2 separate regions of the Mus musculus genome follow, and region 1 is linked to region 2. A link is a loop called in an ENCODE intact Hi-C map of the cell type or tissue named here. Cell type or tissue: heart. All regions are shown on one strand. Each heading gives the region's core, and the rest is flanking DNA. Links, peaks and the distances in the headings are about the cores only.

Region 1 (2,908 bases), core at 193-2,692, 140 kb before region 2:
TCTCTGAATGAAGGTCAGCGTGACATCAAGGGCCACAATCACCTCCCGGGGTTCCATTATCCCTTCGGCTCCGCCTCTCATCTGCATGTGAGCTGCCAATTGGGCTGGGGGGAAAGGTTTCGTTCCTCTCTTTAACGTAGTAAACTGAGCTTAAAGCCTGGCTGTAGATGGTCCCCAGCCCTTGGGAAACTCCGTATCTGCTTCAGAGCCAATCCCAAAAGCACAGCCTCCGGGATATCAGGGACCAGGTTGGGGATGGGGGGATAGCTCCCCGACAGGGTCAGTTCTTTTCTGTTTGTTTTTACTTCGGTGTGCCTCGGCTTTCTCTTTGCCTTGGAAACAGTAAAGCACCTCAGATTGCGACAGGGTGACTGAGCAGTGGCGCCAAGCGACTGTAGCCCTTGTTTTCCACCGAGTTGAGACGCTTGGGAAGGCTTTTCGGGTAAACCTCTTACCTTGCTGGAGAGACGAATGGATCCAGCCGGACATCCTGAGCTCCAGGTTTTATGTTCTTCCCAGTTGGTCTAGTTTGGGATTTTTCTGGCTCAGACCAGTTTTCTTAAAGAACTAAAACTTTCTGGTAGGCTTTGGTCAACAGATCTAAAACCACCACCACCACCACCACCACCACCACCACCACCACCACCACCACCACCACCGCACGTGATGGGGCTTTCTTCAGGATAGAGGGTTAATTAAGTGTATGCCTCAAACTAGCGAACTCATCCCTGAAGCCAAGAGCTTTCTCTGGGGTGGGGCCCTGGGTTGTGTGTTCCGGGATCCTCTGCCTGCTATAAAAGTCACCACACAATACAAGTACAGTATCTTTCAGTTCTGAAGGCCAGGACGCTGAGATGTATCCTCCTGGGCTAAATTCAAGGCATGGTGGGCTGCGTTCCTTTCAAGGCTATATTACTTCTGTCTTTTTAGTTTCTAGAAGCTGCCAGACCTCTTGGCTTATGGCCCCCTCTGTCACCTTCAAACTTCCATAGTAATAGAATCTCCCCTCTTACTGGCCCTCCCCAGGGAGGAGAGGCAAGTGGATCATACCCAGGATTTTGCATATGCTATATGCAAGTACTTTACCACTAAGCCACATGCCCAGCTTGCTTCTTTATGACAACATTAGGCTTCCTGGGGTCCCCAAGGTCACCTCCCACTTGAAGACCCTTGGAAAAGTCCCTTTGGCCCAGTGAAGCAAGTTTCGGGAATAAAATAAAGGAATCTTGGGGGGAGGGGTCACATTCTGTCTTCCTCTGTGTGACTAGGAAAGAGCAGGGGTCTTAGCTCTAGCCTGGTGAATGGTTTAGCCTGGCCACTTAGCCTGTCTGTGCCTCAGTTTCTTTATTTGGATTATGGTATGGGGTTGGATAGGATGCACATCTGCTCTGTGGGGCAGAAGGAGGGGGCAGAGGAGTGGATCCCTTCCAAGGGCAGCCCACTGCCTCAGGGCCTCTGCGTGAGGGACCACCCTGCAAGAGCCCCAACCCAGCCTTCAAGGCAGCAACCTCTGCTATGATGACAGGGGAGTCCCTCACTCACCTGCAGCGTCCCACCTTGAGCCAGGGTGGATTGTTGACTTTGAAATTCTTTTTCAGCTTTGATATGATTCCCTCCCCCACTGTGTGTGTGTGTGTGTGAGAGAGAGAGAGAGAGAGAGAGACAAAGATGGGAGAGACACTGTGAAATGTTTGTATTTTATGCCTTTTGATGTAATTCCAGCCAAACCAGATCTTAAATCATGCAGCAGGAAGCTCCTTAATTTTTTTTAATTTGTTGTTTTTCTTAGAAATGATTATTTCCACATTGAGCCCAGAGACACTGAAGTCGCATCCTGTTTCCCCTCCTTTTATTATCCCCGAAAGCTCCCCAGGCGGGGTTGTTCATGCCTGCCAATCAGGTGGGCTTGTGCAAGACCCTGTGGTCCACCCAGGCAGGGGCAGCTGGCAGGGGCTCTCTGAGAGGAAACCCCACGTGGGGATTCCTAGCTAAAACCACACTGTGTTTTGTGAATGGATCTACAGGGGGAGCTGGCATTGAAAGCCATGCAGTATGGACTTGATGCCATGGAATATATTTCTCTTTCTCTCTCTCTCTCTCTCTCTCTCTCTCTCTCTCTCTCTCTCTCTTTCTTTCTTTTTTCTTTTTTCTTTTTTTATTTGTAGACCAGGCTGGCCTTGAACTTAGAAATCCGCCTGCCTCTGCCTCTGTCTCCTGAGTGCTGGGATTAAAGGCATGCACCACCACGCCTGGCTCAGGAATATATTTCTTGAGAGATTGCTGAGTTTAATTTTGTTGTTTATTGGAGACAAGGTCTTATGAAGCCCAGGTTGGCTTCAGACTCACTGTGTAGCTGAGAGGGACTTCAAACTTTGATTGTCCTGCCTCTGTCGCCAGCATGCTGGGATCGCAGGTGTGTGTGCTACTATGAGGATCAAGCCAAGGGCCTCGTAGTCGTGAGCCAAACGCTTTACTAACTGAGCTATATATATCCCCAGTCGTTAGACTTAAGTATTTTTATTTATTTATTACTTTTATTTTGATGTGCATGGATGTTCTGCCTTCATGGTCTAAATAACTTTAAACATCCCACAGTCTTTACATATTCTTAAAATTTCAATCTCTTTAAAATATCCATCTCTTTTAAAATCCAAAGTCTTTTTACAATGAAAAGTCTCTTAACTGTGGGCTCCACTAAAATAGTTTCTTCCTTCAAGAGGGAAAATATCAGGGCACAGTCACAATCAAAAGCAAAAATCAATGTCCAACCTTCCAATGTCTGGGATCCAACTCACAATCTTATGAGCTCCTCCAAGGGCTTGGGTCACTTCTCCAGCCATGCCCTTTGTAGCACACTTGTCGTCCTCTAGGCTCCAGATGCCTGTACTTCACTGCTGCTGCTGCTCTT
Region 2 (2,908 bases), core at 108-2,607:
TGTGACTCAGGTAACTTTGGCTCCTCCCCCGCCTGGGGCGGGAACTCAGTAGTTCCCAAATGTGATCAGATCTGAATTCTCAGGGCTGGATGGGGAGCCTCTCCAGCCTCTGTGTTTCTGTCTTCCTTAGAGCTTGCCCTTGATTTCCTGGGTCCTTCATTCTCTAACCAGAAGGCAGGCGGCTGACAGACTGAATGGAACCCCAGGACCTGTCTGTAAGCTGTATGGATGGCTATGTATTGATGAGCCAATTAATGACAGAAAAGGGCTGAGTCCCGAGAATCTGCTTCCTTCAGTGGTGACTTGGTCATCGTGCACCAACCATTATCAGCACTTTCTCAATCTGAGGGCGTGACAGACAGTGGGCCAAGGGGCTTATGGGAAACAAGCTGCATGCTTCTCTCTTGTAGGACAAGCTGGATGGCCAGCATTATCTAGGATGTTGCCACAGTGCTCTGGGGTGCTAATCTAATGGCACACTGAAAAACAAGTGTTCCATGCCAGGGACTTAACCCACCAGACCAATCTGTTACCCTGAGCCTTCCACATCCATCAGACCCCAGAGCTACTTACTGTTTTCACTGTCCCCATTTCGCAGATGAGAAAACGAAGGCTCTGAGATGCTGCTGCCTTGCTCAGCTGCACCCCTGGCTGTGGCTGGAGTTCTCTTTAAATGACAGTTGCATCTGAAACCTACTGTTCCCAATTGTCCCCAACTGTCTCCACAAACCCAGAGTTTCTGCTAGAAGGAATGAAATCCCACAGGAAGTCCTGAGTTCCTGATGCAGAGGCTGCCTGGCCTTCCCGAAGGTTTAGTCTGTTGGCTTACTGTCACTTATTTTGAGACAAGGTCTCCCACTGAAAGCACAATTCCCAGAAGTGTAGATTGCCCCCGCCCCCCTCCAGCAAGCCCCTGAGATGTTCTTGTCTCTACCCCATACCTCAGAGCTGAGATTAGAGGCATACTCTGGTTTCCATGTCAGAGCCTGGGATCCACACTCAGGTTCTCGAGCTTAGGGAAAAGGATTTTCCCTGCAGAGCAACTCCCCAGCCCTGGTTTTCTTTGCACATTTGCAGAATGACCTGAAGGGACGTGTGAAAAGTCGACTTTGTCTTTAATTTCTAAGGCTCTCAGCCTCCAATGGGAGACCTGTGTCCTCTCCCACTTGTGGGAGACCCAGCAAAGCCATCCCATTCCAAGATGTGAATGGACCTTGGAGCCACTCCCCACCCCCACCACTCCCAAGCACAGCCATTCAGTGCCTCTCCCTGGGCAGGGGAACGCTGCCCTCTTCTGGTCCAAGCGGACAGGCACGGCCAAGGCCAGCCTCCAGCACTTCATGAGCCGCCTGCAGTAGGTGGAAAGATTGCCTTCTTCCCTCAAATGGATTCACAGGGCCCCTGCAGGCAGAAAGTTCATCCGACCATTGCACAATTCTAGGTGCTGCAGGGTACGGGCTGTTTGCGGCAGAGAGGCCCTAAGAGTTTGGGTTTGAGGAGACTAAACTGAGCCAGCCTCCGGAGCTGGCCCAATATGTCTGGGAGGCAGGATGGGGAGGTAGGAGGACTCCCACCCCAGCTAGAAGGTGAGGTAGGGCACTTTCTTGGTGCTCCCTGCCCAATTTTAGAAGCTCTCATCTGTGCTCAGGAACTCGGCAGGAGCACCCAGCTGTCTGGTCCAGGTCTCTTCTTTGAGAAGCTGCGTGAGACAGGACATCTTGGCCCAGCCTGCTTCCGCTCCTCCCCACTGCAGAGTAGAGTGGCTTTTCTGACTGGCTTCCAGGGAGCCTGTCTGAAGGGCAGCTGTGAGGAGCGGAGGGAGAGAAAGTGGCGTAGGGCTTCCCTGGGACTTGTGACCCTGATTTGGCTTGAGCTAAAGCCAGAAAGTGCTTGCCTGAGAAATCCAGGTCCTACCTCCCAAAGATCAGATAGACACCAACGTGGGTTGGAGCACCAAAGGTCCCATGGGACTGGGGTAAGAACATGCGAGCTGACAGGCCGAACGACATGGTGGGGAAGGGCATGGGGAACAGACATGGGGATCTGGAGGGAAAGGGCCATGCGATCCGGTCGTGTCTGTTCTCCTCAGCTCTGATGTGGCTACGCAGCCACTGTCCTCAACCCAGGACCATAGTCTGTCCACCCACTCCCTCCACCTGTGTCTGTGCCAGCAGCCTGTGAGTGCCATGCACCAGGCACATGGCCCCTAGGAGGCCATCCTGGTGCCAGCCAGGCCCAGCACAGCAGGGCCCAGCAATCTTTGTGGATGGTCGTGGGAATGCGGCCAGGGGTCAGGAGAGATGTGGCCTGCCACTTTAGGCTCTTCCTCCAGTGGGCCTGATGGCCAGTTTCAAGAGCAAGACAAATAATAGGCTTGTAGGTCTAGCCTGAGGACATTGTACCCAATGACAACCCCTGTCATTTCCCTCCCTGAGGAGATGGAGTGACATGTTGGCCCCCAGAGGTGAGGAGCCAAGGGGCTCCAGGATATAACCTAACTGGGCCCCCTATTTGGCATCAAAACATCCCACATATGATCATCCCAAGGAAACTAAGGATTATCGCCAGATGATTATAGCCAGATATCTAAGCTTTGGTCACAGATGTCAAAACTCTGCTTCTGTGTTCCTGGCACACTGGAGGTGGGGCTACAGGGGGCATAGGTTTCATAGGAGTAACCAAGTCCCTGTCCCCATAGGTCTTCCAGTCCTCAGGGGACACAGGAAGCCCAAAATCCTTGTGTCAGAAGTCAATCAGAAGTACTGGGACCGAGTGAACCCTGGGCCCAAGGGCCTCTGGGAACTGAGATGTGACTCTAAAACCAGGAATGAGGAAAAGGGTGAGCAGCCTCGGTGACGTGTGCGCAAACGGTATGTGCAAAGGTCCTGAGGCTAATTCTGGGGGAATA

What was found. Peaks named below come from ENCODE experiments on the same cell type or tissue, not always from the same donor. Only the 100,000 strongest peaks of a DNase experiment are listed, where the experiment ranks them.
Region 1: a loop joins it to region 2, with 1.9 times the contacts of the local background. A loop is called at or near these places in 1 of 42 quality-filtered maps.

What each region holds. Positions count from the first base shown.
Region 1 is chr2:172,613,866-172,616,773 of GRCm38, forward strand. No RefSeq gene overlaps it. Among named protein-coding and RNA genes, the nearest start is that of Gm36038, 38 kb to the left of the region's middle. In heart, for the core only: no CTCF peak of the experiment used is centred there; no DNase peak of the experiment used is centred there; H3K4me3 peaks cover 827 bases; H3K27ac peaks cover 395 bases; H3K27me3 peaks cover 1,273 bases.
Region 2 is chr2:172,757,422-172,760,329 of GRCm38, forward strand. No RefSeq gene overlaps it. Among named protein-coding and RNA genes, the nearest start is that of Gm36156, 95 kb to the left of the region's middle. In heart, for the core only: a CTCF peak has its summit at 1,296 (motif pointing left); no DNase peak of the experiment used is centred there; H3K27me3 peaks cover 2,500 bases.